Linked DNA regions of Homo sapiens: region 2 is linked to region 1. A link is a loop called in an ENCODE intact Hi-C map of the cell type or tissue named here. Cell type or tissue: GM12878. All regions are shown on one strand. Each heading gives the region's core, and the rest is flanking DNA. Links, peaks and the distances in the headings are about the cores only.

What was found. Peaks named below come from ENCODE experiments on the same cell type or tissue, not always from the same donor. Only the 100,000 strongest peaks of a DNase experiment are listed, where the experiment ranks them.
Region 2: a loop joins it to region 1, with 3 times the contacts of the local background. A loop is called at or near these places in 4 of 110 quality-filtered maps.

Annotation. Positions count from the first base shown.
Region 1 is chr2:23,457,596-23,465,567 of GRCh38, reverse strand. The region is part of intron 1 of KLHL29 (kelch like family member 29); the gene reads right to left. All of the region lies in intron 1 of LOC124907741 (a long non-coding RNA gene), which reads left to right. Among named protein-coding and RNA genes, the nearest start is that of LINC02923, 74 kb to the right of the region's middle. In GM12878, for the core only: a CTCF peak has its summit at 5,114 (motif pointing right); a DNase peak (open chromatin) is centred at 5,105.
Region 2 is chr2:23,400,193-23,408,164 of GRCh38, reverse strand. All of the region lies in intron 1 of KLHL29 (kelch like family member 29), which reads right to left. Among named protein-coding and RNA genes, the nearest start is that of LINC02923, 17 kb to the right of the region's middle. RefSeq lists an enhancer at 3,231-3,812. In GM12878, for the core only: CTCF peaks have their summits at 3,603 (motif pointing left) and 4,611 (motif pointing right); a DNase peak (open chromatin) is centred at 3,624; H3K4me3 peaks cover 1,214 bases; H3K27ac peaks cover 1,164 bases.

The DNA of each region.
Region 1 (7,972 bases), core at 3,655-6,154:
CAGCTGGGGCTCTGTCCTGCTGGGAACCCTCTGAGAGTCGTGCAGAGTGCACCTGAAATTGTCTCACGATGAGGCGAGGAAGCCGGGGTATTTATGCATTGCCTCCTGCCTCTTGCTGATAGAGGGCTGTTTCTGCAGTATGAATGCCCCCACACCTCCAGCCTGCCTGCTAGGTGCCCTCACACACAGAGAGGCAGGAGGTGAGAGGCGTGAGCAGGTGAGAGGCATGAGCAGGTGATGCCCTGGCTGGAAAATGGGTGCAGCACTGACAGCCTCCTGTTTGCTCTAGCAGGATGCCAGGGCTCCCATCAGCACCCAAACGCTGCCAGGACTAGCTTCAGCACCTTCCTGGTGGCTTTGTTCTCTGGGATCTGACCCTTCTGAGTGAGAGGGGGCCATACCCTGCCTGCCACAGTACGAGACCTCGAGTTTGCTCATCCCCACAGTAGAGGCCGTGTCAAATGTGTTCGTAATGGGATCATCTACTATCTGTCGGCCGTGCAGCAACCATGTATGAAAAATAACATTGAGAAGCAAATTAAGCGATCTGTCTGCAAGCAGCCTGTTTAGATGAGGAAGGGCTGCTGTTGACGAATCTATTAAAATTATACATAAATTATCTAAGAGCACATAGATACATGCTCAGAATGAGAGCATTGATTATGGGCATTTTAAATACAGCCTGGATTAAATCATCTTGTCTCACTTGAATGGAGTAATAATAATTAAGAGAAGAGGTGGGAAAAATAAATTACACCCATCAACTTCCTGACCATAAGAAATGTTCAGACTTTTCATTTTTCAGAATGACGATGCCTTAAAACACAAATACTTCTGGGTGCTGCCAAGAACCCTCCACAAAATGGGTTATAGGAAAGAAGGATCCAGAGAGGCCCCTGGATGCCCTCAAAAAGGGGAAGGGGAAAGTGGGGAGGCCACGTGTGCCTCTCTTGTCAAGCAGAACCTAGATGAGGATCTGAGGCTAGTGTTCTGTTTGAACAGTGGTTCAGAAAGCTTAGGCAGGGGAGTGGGGACGGGAGGGAGTGAAGGAAGTCAACACAGATTGCTCCAAATGAGCAGGCAAGTGGGGCCAATCTCACCCACTGGGGACCTGTGGGAGACAGGGAGGAGGGGGTCTCAGAGTTATCCCCCCCGAAGGCAGCTGGAGTGTTTCCTCCACCTCCCATTTATCATGGGCTGAAAGCTGCTGGCGGGGAATTAATTCCCTGGCCCTTCACGTCTGTCCCAAGTGGTCAGCAAGGGCTCTGGGGGCTCCGGGGGCTCCGGGCTTGCAGAGACCCTGGGGAAATGAGCCTCCAACAAGTGCAAACACACTGTGCTGGAAACTCATAACCTCTGATTACTTGGATGGAATTCAATTTGCCACTTTCAAAAGTCTAACAAAAACAGACTACCCTCCACCCCCATGTAATCACTGAATAATATTATAATCATTTTGCATGGAAATTGCATTATTTCCCTGATGGAAGCATAGGCTTTGAACCTCTCAGGGCTTCACCCGCTACATTACTTTTCAAAGTATGAAGTAGCAGGTTCCAATTATCTGAAAAAAATTTAAAACAGTAACAGCACAATACATAGTGTGATCCAGATGGAGAGAATACACATTTTCCAGGACAGGCACCTTGATTAGTGACTGTGATTGTTAAACACATTTCAGGTAATACAGTGATAATGGACATTAATAGTAGCAATAGTGCTGAAGTGCTGAAATATAATCATTTCTGATTATATTACTCTTTCTTTTTGTGAAGCGCAGTGCATATTTCCAAATGACTCTATGCTCATTAAACTACACAAAAGCCCAACAGCAGATTGGCAGAAAGGTGGTCAGAAGGGGCTTACGGCTCCTTGTGTTTGGAAAGTGGTGAAGGATGTTGGTCAGAGTTCTTGCGGGGCCCAAAAGACTCAGCAGAAGACCCGGTGTTCTGTCTTTGGGCTCCATCAAGAGACCTCTGCCTACATTCACAGACATAGGCTACCAAACAGCCACTACAGAAATGCTTATACGTGCAATATAACAAGCTGAGGGGTTTTAAATGAGAATTTTGTACAGTAAAATTTTTTGTCTATGCCATCTTTTCCCTCCTCCCTCATTAGCCCTCAACAAGGTGTTGCCTTCTATTCAAGATATCGAATATATCCACTGATAGATTCTGTATCAGTAAGAAGACTCTAATTAACACAAATATGATGTAGTATAAATTTTAGTGTCTGTATGTTATTATAAACAGACTTTTGAAGGTCACTTTAACAAGAATCATAACAAATTATTGCAAAGAGACTGTGAATATTTACCTATAAACCAAATGAAAAAAAAAAAAGCCAAAAACACCTGCTTCAACTTGGGATAGAATTCCCAGGGAAGGTCTAATCCTCACATTCAAAAAGTGCCATGACGTTCCAAAAAATTGTCAGAGGACTCAAAAAGTCACTCTAGTGATTAAAAAAAAAAAAACTACACTGAAAAAAAAACATGGGAGGCAAAGCTGCCCAGAACAAGTTTGAATAATTACTCATGAAATATAAGTGGAAATATTTCTAAATTAACATTTTATTTTTATTTATTTTTTAATTAAAGATGGGGTCTTGCTATGTTGCCCAGGCTGCCCTCGAACTCCCGGGCTCAAGCAATCCTCCCACCTTGGCCTCCCAAAATGCTGGGATTACAGGTGTGAGCCACCATGCCCGGTTAGCATTTTATATAGTTTGTAATTTTTAACATTTGAAACTAAAATAATTAAACATTGTAAGTATACTTTTTTGTTGCATCTATATTCAAAAAAATTTAATATATTCAGGTTGGCTAAAAAGTTTTTGGAAAGCTTTTCTTTGGGAAAGTGGGGAACTGCCTTATGTTTGGGCATAAGATTAATTTCTTAGCACTGATGGGCAGTCCTTATCCTGTCAAAGGTCTGATTTAATCCACCAGTCAAAGCCGCTAGGGACACTAGAAGGTCTTCAGTCCAACAACCCCTATATTTTGCAGATGAGAAAACGGAAGCCCAGAGAATTCTCTGTCCTACCACGGAATCATTATAGGAAGAAGCCTAGAAATCAGAGCTGGCTGCCCCTCCAGACTCCCTAGTGACAGAGGCCACAGCCTGGGGCTCTTTCTGTCAGTTGGGGATCATTTGGGGCTGTGAACTCACAGGTGATAGACCAGCCTCAAAGAACCCACCGGCAGCAGGCTAGGCCAGCCATCCAGTGTAGCATAGACAGAGCCTGTTTCCTCTCAGGAGGGAGCTCCCTCCAGATCACAGACCAGGTAGCATTTCCTATGCTTTGCCAGAACTCTGCCAATGTTTTCAAAAAGAGAGAGACACATGTATTTAAAAGCCTACATACATATAAAAATGTGTCTGGGCTCTTCTTTCCAAATGGGAGGAGTGCTGCTGAAATTTGCCAGGTGGGAGTCATCCTTGAGTCCCACCTGTCAGTCACCTGCCTCCCTCAGCAGCTGAGATTCAGACAAAAATCTCTTCTCATGGGTGGAAGGAACACAGGTGCAGCCCCTTCTATTAGGTTGGTGGAAAAGTAATTGCATTTTTGTCATTAAAAAAAAAAAAATGGCAAAAACCGCAATTACTTTTGCACCAAACTAATACCTGGGAACCTCAGTTTCCCTCTCCCTAGGGGCCATCAGTCCTGGGTCAGAAGCGGGTGTCACTTCTCATTAGGGCTCCTAATGCAGAGCAGGGAACCACCGCAATTAAAAACCCTGAAAAGCAGGATCATCGCTGGCTAACGATGCAGCTTTGTGCACTGAGATCTACTTTAAATTTTATTAGGCAAAGTCATCTATTTCCCGCCCCCCTGCCCCCCCAGCAAAGATAAAGAAGGGGTACACTGGATAGTGGGGTGAAGTAGCTGATAGAGAAGGCAGAGCGAGTCATACAAGGTAGAGGGGTCACGTATGGATACCGGGTCCATTTAAAAGGCTTAGGCAGCAAAAAGTGAATTTGACTTCCCATCAGCACAATTCACTCAAGTGTTTCTCTGTCGATAGGGCATTTCAGCCAGAGCACCTAGAAAAATTAACAGCTACGCGAGAACTCCTAATCAACAAGAAGTGGTTACCTCAAAGCCGTACTCTTTAAGGCTAGAGGCATAGAATTTTTAGAGCAGCTGCAAAAGTGTTGAAACATGAATTATGAATTGAGATCCTGTGGCTGCTCAAATCTAGTCCCAGAGCTCAGACCCAAAGTAGGAGACAGAAAGAACCACAGGGCATCTCATGTTTGTTTATACGCCCAGTCTGGGAGCCACATCCTGGCCCTGCAGTTACTACTCACGTAATGTCAAGCAAGCTACCCGACCCCTCTGCCTCAGTCTCTTCAGCTGTGAGATGGGGATAACAAGAGTGTTTCCTCCATTGGGTTGCTGGGAGACTAAACAGGATAATACAATAAAGTACTCAAAAAAGTGCTGGACACAGATTTGATTCTTAACAGATGTTGGTGATTATTGTTTGATTTTGTCAGCCACCGGGACGATCTTTCTAAGACACCAATCTGGTTTCCTCTCATTTGAAATCCTTTAGTGGCCTCTCAGCGCAGACACAAAATCCAAGATACTTGGTATGATATCTATGGCCACAGCTACTCTGCAAACTTCCGCCCTTATCAGTCACGGTGCCTCTGCCCGGAACTGCTGGAAGCTCCTGAGCTTGCACGATGCTCCCTTCACGGGAAGCTCCTGAGTTTGCACGATGCTCCCTTCACGGGAAGCTCCTGAGCTTGCACGATGCTCCCTTCACGGGAAGCTCCTGAGTTTGCACGATGCTCCCTTCACGGGAAGCTCCTGAGTTTGCACGATGCTCCCTTCACGGGAAGCTCCTGAGTTTGCACGATGCTCCCTTCACGGCTCCATGCCTTTCCACACCTGTGGCCTCCACCTGTCTTGTCTGTCCCTCATCTTCTGCTTGGCCAGCTCCACTGTGTGTCCAAGTGCTCATCCTCTGAGCTCCTGTAGTTACCACATGCACATATTAATCTAGCCATTTTCACCCCATTCTTGTTTGGGGCAAGATAATTCTTTGTAATGGGCTTGTTCTGTGCATTTTAAGATGCTTAGCAGCATTTCTAGCCTCCACCCACTAGAGGCCAGTAGCATCCCTTCCCCCCTACATCATGACAAAAATATCTCCAGATAAGTTCCCAGATAAGTGCCCAATGTCTCCTAGGATGGGGAAAGGAACAAAATCATCCCTGGTTGAGAACCACTGCACTAGAAAAAACTATAAGCCCCGTGAACACACAGGCTATAACTTATTCATGTCTCTATCACTGGGACCTGGTCCAGTACTTGGCAAATAATACATGCTCAATAAATGGCTGTTGACAAGGAAAGAAGGAAATGAAATAAAATAAATTTAGTGCTCATAATAAATATCCTACTCAAGGTTGAGATAGGCATGTTGGATCAAGTAATGAATAAATGAATGAGATACACAGTTTGCTAACTGAATAAATACACAGTAGGTATGTTGAACAAATACTTCTCATCATTTCAACATTTGAAAGTAAAATTTTGACTCCAGGATACCCTTCCAGCTTCTCCTCTACCTGTCCTGCTTAGCTCCTCTGCTTCATGGTGAAACTTCTGGAAAGGCTGCCTAGGCCTCCTGTCAACTTCCTCACCTCCCATTCACCCCTTAGCCCATCACTCTATCCAAAGTTCTCTTGTTAAGGTCACCAGTGTCCTCCATGGTGCTAAATCCAATGGACGGTTTCCACTCTTTATCTTGTGTGCTATCCCAGAAGCTTTCAACACTGGTGGCCACTCCTTGAAAGCAGGGATGAAAATCAAGTTTAACAACTGATGTGGCATGGGCACTAACCACTATCACAGTGCATGCACCGACAAGTCAGAATGGTCACTGGGCATCCGTGGCCAGTCTCACTGTGCCTGCGCATACAGGCTGAATGCAAGTCTTGCTTGAAGCCCTTGCTTCCCTTTGCTTCCACAACACAACAATCTCCTGTTTTTAATCCTGCTTCATTGGTCGTCATTTCCCCATTTTGCCGAATCACCCCTGCCTCCCTGGCTATTAGACATCAGAGCTCCTAGAAGATGTTTTGCCAGGCCCTCTTCTCTTTTTTTACTCCATTCTCTTCTTCCCCTGGATGATCTAATCCATGCTCAAGGCTTCAATCACTCTCCATATGCTGATGACTCTCCAAAACATATTCTCTCCAGTCCCACCTCTCCTCTGAGCTCCGGATCTGTACATCTCACCTACTTATCTGACACCTTTAATGTGATGTTTCAAAGGCAACTCAGACTGATCATGCCTCTTCCTCTCACCCAAACAAATCAAAGCAAAGAACTCTGGGCTTCTCCAGTGCTTCCTGTCTCAGAATAGAGCACACCAACCATCTTATATCTAGATGTAACCATCTAATCAGGCACAACCCTGATACCTAGGAGCCATCCTGTGGAGGCTTTCTCCCTCCATACCCAGCCCATTATGACCCCTCGACATACCTCTTACCTCCAGCTACTTCTCTTCACCTCCCCACTGCCACTGTCCTCTCTTGCAATAGTCTTTTCACTTGGTTCTCCTGAATCCTTGCTTGCTCTTCCCCAATCTGCTTTCATGTTGCAGCAAAGTGCAAATCCGATCCTGTTTCTCCTCTGCGTTAGCCTTCACCATTAGACTCAGATAAAGACTGGAGGCACAGCATGGCTCCAAGACCATGCATGCACCAGCTGCATGTCCTCTCCTGCCTCATCTCACCCCTGTCCCCGTTCTCCTCTCCGCTATGACCACTGGCCTTCTTTCCATTCCTGGGATGCTGCACTTGTACTGCAGGGTGTTTCCACATGCTGGTTCCTCTCTCTCTTCACCTGGTTCATGCTGATTCTGATGCCAACAAAAGCAGCAACTCTTGAGGGAAGCAGTTCTTGACGTGAGGTTGCCACATACCATCCTGGCTGTAGAGCTATGAGAACACGTGTTCATAATTATAATTTATGTTTGTGATTATATGATTAATTTCTTGTCTTCCTTGCCTAGAGCATAAGCTCTATGTAGATAGAGGATTACCTCTGTACATAGTCCAGGGGCCAGCACGCGATAGCCTGTGGCCAAATGCAGCTGGTTTTGTCAATAGAGTCTTTCTGGAACAAGGCTACACCCATGTGTTTATGTATTGTCTATGGCTGCTTTTGTTCTACAAGAGTTGAGTAGTTGCAACAGACAAAATGGCCCTCAAAGCCTAAAATACTTACTTTATAGAAACAGTCTGCCAGCCCAGCTCCAGTGGGAGCACCAGTGCCTTGCAGAAAGCAGACATTCAATACAAATGTGTTAAATTAATGAGCAAGTGGGCAAGCTGAATAAATGAGCTTCCAGTAGGTCCCTGGTGTCTGCTGAGTAAGTGACTCAAACGGGCCCTCTCTGGGGCAACGCCGGCCACCTGCAGACGTGCACTGACGCCTATAGCACTGTTACTGACATGCTGACCCTCACGCTTTTCCCCAGGAGCAGGCATCCTTACGTTTTATTTTTTTTTAATTTTTATTTTTTGAGACAGAGTCTCGCTCTGTCGCCCAGGCTGGAGTGCAGTGGCGTGATCTCAGTTCACTGCAAGCTCCGCCTCCCTGGTTCATGCCATTCTCCTGCCTCAACCTCCCGAGTAGCTGGGATTACAGGTGCCCGCCACCACGCCTGGCTAATTTTTTGTATTTTTAGTAGAGACAGGGTTTCACTGTGTTAGCCAGGATGGTCTCGATCTCCTGACCTCGTGATCTGCCTGCCTTGGCTTCCCAAAGTGCTGGGATTACAGGTGTGAGCCACCGCGCCCGGCCTTACGTTTTCTTTAGAGTCCCAGATAATAGGTCTTGCCAGGCAAGGAGGGGACCTTTCATCTGACTGCAGGGACCTTGTTCCTGGTGCTTCAGAGCCTGGGAATTTATTGTTGGCCATCCAGCACCAGTGGGACGC
Region 2 (7,972 bases), core at 2,261-4,760, 56 kb after region 1:
ACTACCAGATTTTAAAACACAAAATGAAAACTTCAGCATTTGAAACAGTGTGGTATAGAACTAAGTTTGAATGAAACAGAATAAACAGCCTGGAAACACCCTCTAGTCTATACAAGAATTTAATGTTATCAGGAGGCCGAGGCAGGAGAATCACTTGAACCGGGAGGTGGAGTTGCAGTGAGTCAAGATCGCACCAATGCACTCCAGCCTGGATGACAAGAAACTCCGTCTCAAAACAACAACAACAACAACAACAAAAAACCCAACAAAGAATTTAATGTATGAGAGGTAGCATTTCAAATCAGGGAGGACAGAAAGATCATTCACTAAACGCAAATGGAAGAATTAAATGACTATTAAGAAAAAGTTAAATTCCGATCATATTTTATAGCAAAATGAGAAAACCTGATAAAAAGTTGAATTTGCAAAATGAATTGCAAAACAATTAGAAGAAAATGCAACTGCGCAGATATCCAAAGCCAGGATGGGGAAGGGCTTTCTAAGCCTAAAAACAAGAGGAAACACTGAACAACAAAAACGTTGATGATTCGTATAAGCAAAGTAAAGGCATCTATACAACCGAGAAACCATAAATGAATTTAGAATTCAAATGACAAACTGAAAAAATATTTCCAACATTATACCAAAAGGTTAATATCCTCTTATGCATAAAGAGCTCTTAAAAATCAATAAGAAAAAAGATGAATATAAATAGAAGGACAAACAGAGGACAGGTACGTCAATACACAGAAACAAATGCTCCAACCCACTGGTAATCAAGGAAACGCAACCGAGACCACGAGATACCATTACTCACCTACCTAACAGACTAAGATTAAAAAAAAATTATAATAGGATAGAATAGGGTAAAGTGAGTATTCACATGCTGCTCCACCTCTGACTTGGTAAATACAGTTCCAGGAATTAATCCTAAAGAAGTAACCCAAAATGTCCACAGATTTGTTCATCAGTATTTCATTGCAACGTTATTTATAGTAGCAAATTACTGAATTATCTAAATGGCAAAAAGGAAACAGTTAAATAAGACACATTAATATAACAGAATATAATGAAACATGGTCTTTTAAGATTGTTTCCAAATGAATAATGACAAGGGAGAAGCAATGCAAGGTTAAGAGGAAAAAAAGCAGGAAAGAAAATGATATATATAGTACGATCCCAATTCTGCTACAAAGTGACAAATAATAGATTCTAAAATGTTAATTGTTTTTTTATCTCTGGGTGATGAAATTTGCATGGTTTTTCTTTTGTTAAAATTTTCCATAAAGAACATTACTTTTATAATTGAAAAGTTACATAATTTTAAAGAGATCAAACCTTGGTAATTCTATTTCTAGAACTCTATGCAAACATGATCTCACATAAGTCTCATATCTACCCCATGAGGTTGGTATATTATCTTCACTTGACATGCACAGATAGAGACCAGGGTGGATATTGTGACAGGCTCAATATTACCCTCAGAGCTGGACCTTGGCAGATGTGTGTGATACCGAAATTGTGAACCAAAATGATATAAAAAGAACTATCCACCAGAGAGTTACAGTAGGAAAAAAAATACATCTGATGGGAATGGCATGCAGGCAGGATGGGATAAATGAAGCCATCCGGAAGTGATGTTTAAGAGTAATTTTCAATTACATGAGGCAATGTGTGTTGTATACTAAAGTAAAAAAGCAAGATGCAAAATTTCATGTGCAACATGGTCCCAACTAATGTGAAAATGCAAAGCAAAAGACTGGAGGACAATATGATAAAATATTAACAATCATCTCTAGATAATATGTGTGTTTTCTTTTCTTTTTTTTTTTTTTTTGAGATGGAGTCTTGCTTTGTCGCCCAGGCTGGAGTGCAGTGGTGTGATCTTGGCTCACTGCAACCTCTGCCTCCTGGGTTCAAGTGATTCTCCTGCCTCAGCCTCCCGAGTAGCTGAGATCACAGGTGCCCGCCACCATGCCCGATTAATTTTTGTATTTTAGTAGAGACGGGGTTTCATCATGTTGGTCAGGCTGGTATCGAACTTCTGACCTCAAATGATCCGCCTGCCTTGGCCTCCCAAAGTGGTAGGAGTACAGGCGTGAGCCACCACGCTCAGCCTAGACAATATATTTATTAGAGATTATTACTTTGTTGTTATACCTGAACATTTTACACAATGGATGTTGCCTTTTACTACCAAAACCTGTTCCACATTAACTTTCAAAAATGTGTATATCACCCACTATAATCCTACAACCCTCTTCCTTACACCTACCCATCCTTTAAGGCCAAGTTCAAAATTCATTTCCCCCATGAAGCCTTCCTGGATTTGCCCAGCCCATTCTGCTTGACCTCCAAAACCATGTGCTCAAAGTAAAGCCTTGACTCCTGGCTTCAGAAACTCTCACAACGGCATTGTAGCTCTTGGGCTGAGCTCCTTACCAAGTATCCTAGAACCCCTAGGATGGGGAGCAAACCATCTCCTGCTCGAGTCTTGTGTGTTGTGGTTGGGAGCTGAGCTTGCAGAACTGGTGCCAACATTGTTGGTCCTCATGGTTGGGGAAGGCATGGACAATGTCATCAGCAGGATCTGTGGAACTGGATGCCAGCCCCTGACCAGAACCAGTCCCTGATGAAGTTCTCATAGGCCATGGAAAAGGAGAAAACCTCAGATAATGCAGCAAATTTTCCAAAACACTAAACGTATTCAACTGCCCTCTATTCAGGGATTACATCTTTCCTACTTTTTGGTGTTAAAACATGCATTGTTTTGTCAAATGATGAGGTGATGAGTAGATGGTAATTTTTAAATGTCATTTTACAAACTAACAACTGGCCACATCTCAATTCCCCGGTTTCCATCATGTTTCATGGTCCGTAAAATAATAAACAATATAACTAACTTTTTTAGAAAAAATGGAGTTGAAAAAAAGGTATTACCTTTATAATCCAAACAATATTGGTATGGATTGAACAAAATTAGAATATTTGTTATGCATGAGAGAAGTATGCCTAATTATCCAATTAAAATAGCTACCTTTCCTTATCCCAGTTATTTTTCCTTATAACATTTATAATTATCTAAATCATACTCCAGTATTTGTTCTCCTTTTTTATGCCAAGTCTTCCTGTGGAGGATGTGTGTTCCACGAGGACAGGATCTGAGTCTGGCTCAAGCTGACACACAGTAGGTACTCAACAAATATGTGTAACATACATAAAGGAAAGAACTTGGACCTAGAGAAGGTGTCTTAAAATATGAGATTCAAGTTTCATGGAAGTTATGGATGGGGTCGACAATATACTAGCATGTGGAACTGTCTGTCTGGAGAAAACTCCTGCAAAGGATTCCTTTGGTCCCCAGTCATTCTGGGAATAAGACATAAAAAGAGAGTAGGTAAACACAGAGGGCAGATTCCTGGCCGGAAGTGTTGGCTTACAGGCTCGGCAGGACGTATTAAGTGGAAGCATACATACAACTCAATTGCAAGCAGCTCTCCACTTCCTGCTCTGCAGAACACTCTCCTTCCCCCAGGCCTCTCAGCTTCCCTTTAGAAAACAAATCGTTTTTACAGTAGTTGATGAGAAAATGCCCTCTTGTGGGCGTGACAGTGGACCACCTCGATCATGTCACGGATTTCTGAAAATGTGGTTATTCCAGAGAATTCCTTCACGAGATTTAAAGGATTTCTTTTTTTTAAATCTCAAACATCAATGCTTTGTTAAAGCAAAAATACATTTTCTAAGAGGCCATTAAACAGTCCTCAATTCACTTCGGCGTGTCTAACTTAGCAATGCAAGTTCTGATTATCTTAAACAGCATCATCACAAAGATAATTATTCTCCTTTCTAAATTTTTGTACGATTTGCTAATGACTGAGTGATTTTTTTTTTAATAGTCATCGCCCAGAATCTGCCTCTTTTTCTGCTCCCAGGGAACCATCACCTGAGATTGACGGGCAGCAATTGAAAATAATAAAATTATGTAAGATGAGCTTGTAATCACCAGCATTTCACAGGAAGCAAAACGCATTTCGTTCTGGCTGAGGAACAGAAAGTTTCTTCCTCATTTTAAATCTGTATCAGAGGTAAAGCCTTCTATTAAAACACAATTCTCTGTACACTTACAGCCTCTGGCAGGCTGCCAAGGAGACTATCATGGAACCACCGCTGCAGAGAAGTAGGCAGTCAAAGGCATCGAGGATTGCTCCTGAGAAAGGATGCAAAGTCTCCAGAATTCTTGGGAGGGCTCTGCCCACAGCTACCCCCCACCTCTTCTGGCCAGGCCTCCCTCCTCAAATGCAAACACATATGCACACACACGCACACACGCTCTTTTTCTGGGAGAGGCATGGCAAAAATAAACACTGAGAAAATTCTTCCCTGTCTTTTGCGCCTGCACACACACACACACACACACACACACACACACACACACTCTCTCTCTCTCTCTTTGGGTTTCATCTTCCCCTTTCTTTTCTCTTTTGGATGTATTATTGTTTTCATCATCATTATTATTAATAAATTGCAAACTCTGCAGTCCAGGACCTGGTTAATTGCACCTTTTTGCTGCATGTAATTTACAGGTACATGTGACCACTTGGGGGCACAGTTATTTGAGAATGCTGGCACTGGCATTCAATAAGGTATGCTTTTAAGGTTTGAAGCCTGCTTTAAGAAAGCCCCAAATCTTGACTCTTACTGGAGCCCCAGCATGGAAGAGAATCCTGAGAATTATTCCTTTAAGGTGAGTCTGAGATTCATTATGAGGGACATTTTTATATGGGATTATACAAAACCATTTGGTTCCTTTCCCATTTTAAAAACTGGTAGTTTAAAAATTTCTTCTACATGGCGGCCTGTCCTTTTTCTGTTTTCATCAGTCTTAATGTCAGCATGGACGTAAACACATACTGCTCACTATGGGATGGGGACGGGCATGGCAAAATTAACTTTCCTATGATAGTTAATTCTTTTGCCTTGTTAGGTAAATTTTTATCTTTCCCAATATGAAAAATACGCTTATTATTTTAAAAACCAGAAAATGTTATGGTAGAAAGATGACCACTGTTAATATTATGGCACATTTTCAGCCTTTTTATCTATGTTCTTTGTTTTCATATACTTGACATTATAGTGTACACTATATATATAGTATAGTACGTCTACAGTGAAAACTATATGTATATATACATATAAGATATATATACATACACATATAAGATTATATATGATATATAAGATATATACACATACATAGATTTAAAGAAATCAGGGATACATATGTATATGTACATATATATACACACACATATATAAGAAATCAGGGACACACATGTATTAATTAAGTTTCCTTATTAATTAAAAACTATTCTCTCAAATAACCAAACTTACAGTGAAATCACTGAAGAAACTTTGTTCTCAATATCCATAGAAATGTTTTATATTTTTCCCATGGTTTTCTCATCAGCAGAAAGGCAAGGAGGGTTATTTACACCACTTTTCCCCAACCCTCCTGCAGTGCCCAAACACACCTGTGAGGACAGGTTCTGCCCCAAGACAAGCCAGGCTGTTCAGTTCACAGCTGGGCAGAGCAGTCTGCTGGGGGATGCCAGGGAGATACAAACCCACGGGAGAGAGGGGGAAGGATGGGGGCGCTGGGACTCGGATTGCATGGCCTGGGCTTTCACCAGGGGCCCCTAGGCCCAAGGACCTAGATAAGCACACACTAGGTTAGTGTCCTGGAAAGATTCTAATCCGGTGTGTGGGAAAATGGAGCAAAGTTTATCTTTTCTGGCTCAGATTCAGATGCACAGTCATTTCACACCCCGGTGAAGGAATCCTTTATTGAGCCACACATTTTAGGAAATCACCCTTATTTCCATAGGACAATAGTCAACACTGAGAGGGTGAAAATCCACAGGGTTTGCATTTTCCACCCGGGACAGTGTGAAACAGCACTGGGCTCTTAGATGACCCCTCACCCAGACGGCCCTCCCATCCCCTCCTCCTGCCGGTCCTCGATGCTCTTCCCACGTCTGGGCTGCTGGGATTCCAGTTCTGGCTCTGCCCCTGACTGGCAAGCCTCAGGTATGGTAATTCTCTTTTTCTGCCCCTCGACTGTTGAAAGTGCAAAATGTGCCCAGCACTGGCCTAGATCCTTAGAGGAAAATCAACAACAGAATATAAATAAAAGGTGAGGTGATCATTTTCCACAGGAGCACATGGTCAAGTCAGCTGGGGACTCCCACGCAGCCCTGAAGCAGTTACCTCGAGAACTTGCATCAGGCAATCCTCAGAGATGTGGGGACTGCTCCCTACAAAGCTGCAAAGGACAGGCAGGATCTGAACCTGGCAGAGCCTTCTAGAGAATGAAGAGGAGAGATGGAAGCTGAGGGTAGCCTCAGTCCAGCCGGACAGAGGCTCCTTGGACCAGCAGATAGTCCCTCTGCTCAGCAATGCACCTTCCTGCCCCTCCCACTACTTCAGGCAGGAGCAGATCGCTTCCTCTGTCCCAGGTCTCCTGTGCCTACATGTGAGCGGGCATAACGCGTCAGGCCCTGACTTGCTGAGATGGGCTCCACACTCCATGTCTCTGTCATGTGAGCCTCTAAACTGAGGCTCTGATGACTACATAGCCCTCGGCTCCTGTATAGGCTCAGACACCATAGCAGTGCCGCCAACCTCATTCAGAGATGAATTCAGAAGAAGTCCTTTAGAAATCACAGGTGCATGTCCAAGCTGGGCCTTGCAAGCTTACCTCTCCCAGGTGAAGGTCAATTGTTAGCTGTCAGTGACCTGGTGGACTTAGGGTGGGGACCGGGGGTGTATAGAGTACGGTTTCTGAATGGAGAGAGGGAAACCGGCATAAATACTTTTTCTCTTGGAGGGCCCCCAAATTCTGTCTGCTTCATGAGGTTCCCCAGTGACCACAGCCCACCCTGATCAGTCTGTCCTGTCTCCACAGGTCTCTACTGTAGAGCAACAGTTGAAGTTGTCACCCACACACTCTCAACTTGCATTATCTATGTCATGACATGAGGTACTGCCCAGAAACGGGGCAGCAGAGGAAACTGACCTCAGGTGAAACTGGCTTTCACACGGATAAATTTGTCCATGTTACTGGAAGGCAGGAATTACCCTCCCACCTCCAACAGGCCTATGAAGGCAGACATGGGACAACAAAGGTATTCTTGATGCTATCATATGAGGTAGCTACGCTCCAAGAGATTAACTTGCCTATGATTGCATCATGTCCAGGTAGCCAGCTAGTGTTTGAGCCCAGATCTATTTGCAACAAAGGTGTAGCTTTCCCCCTCCCATACCACTTAGAGACAAGATCTTGCTATAGCACTCAGGCTGGAGCGCAGTGGTGCAATCTTGGCTCATTGCACCCTTAACCAGGAGGTTAATCCTTCTGCCCCTGCCTCCCAAGTAGCTGGGACTATAGGCGTGTACCACTACATCTGGCTAATTTAACATTTTTTTTTTTTGTAGAGATGGGGTCTCACTATTATATTTCCCAAGTTGACCTTTATTAACTCCTGGTTTCAAGCAACGCTCCCACCTTGGCCTCCCAAAGTGCTAGGATTACAGGTGTGAGCCACGGTGCCCAGCTGCATGGCTCTGCATTAGGCCTCACCATGTCATGAGATAAGATACTGCCCAGCATTGGGGAAATGAGGAGACACTGACCTCAGTGTTGGACTCAGAGGCTACAAACTCACCCAAGAATGGGTCACAGCAGAGAGAGCCAAGTCACTGGAAAGATGGAAAAGCTGTGGTGCTTCAGTCCCAGACTAATGGCTTTAATGTGGCTAAAGAGCATCTCAACCAGCCTCAAGGCTTCAATCCAGAAAGGAAGAGGCCAAGCTGGGGACAGGCCACCCAAACCCTGCCTGGGGCAGGGGCCGCTCTACTCCTCCACCTCCACCCTAGCCCCCTTGGGTATCTGATCACATCTGCAGGTGGC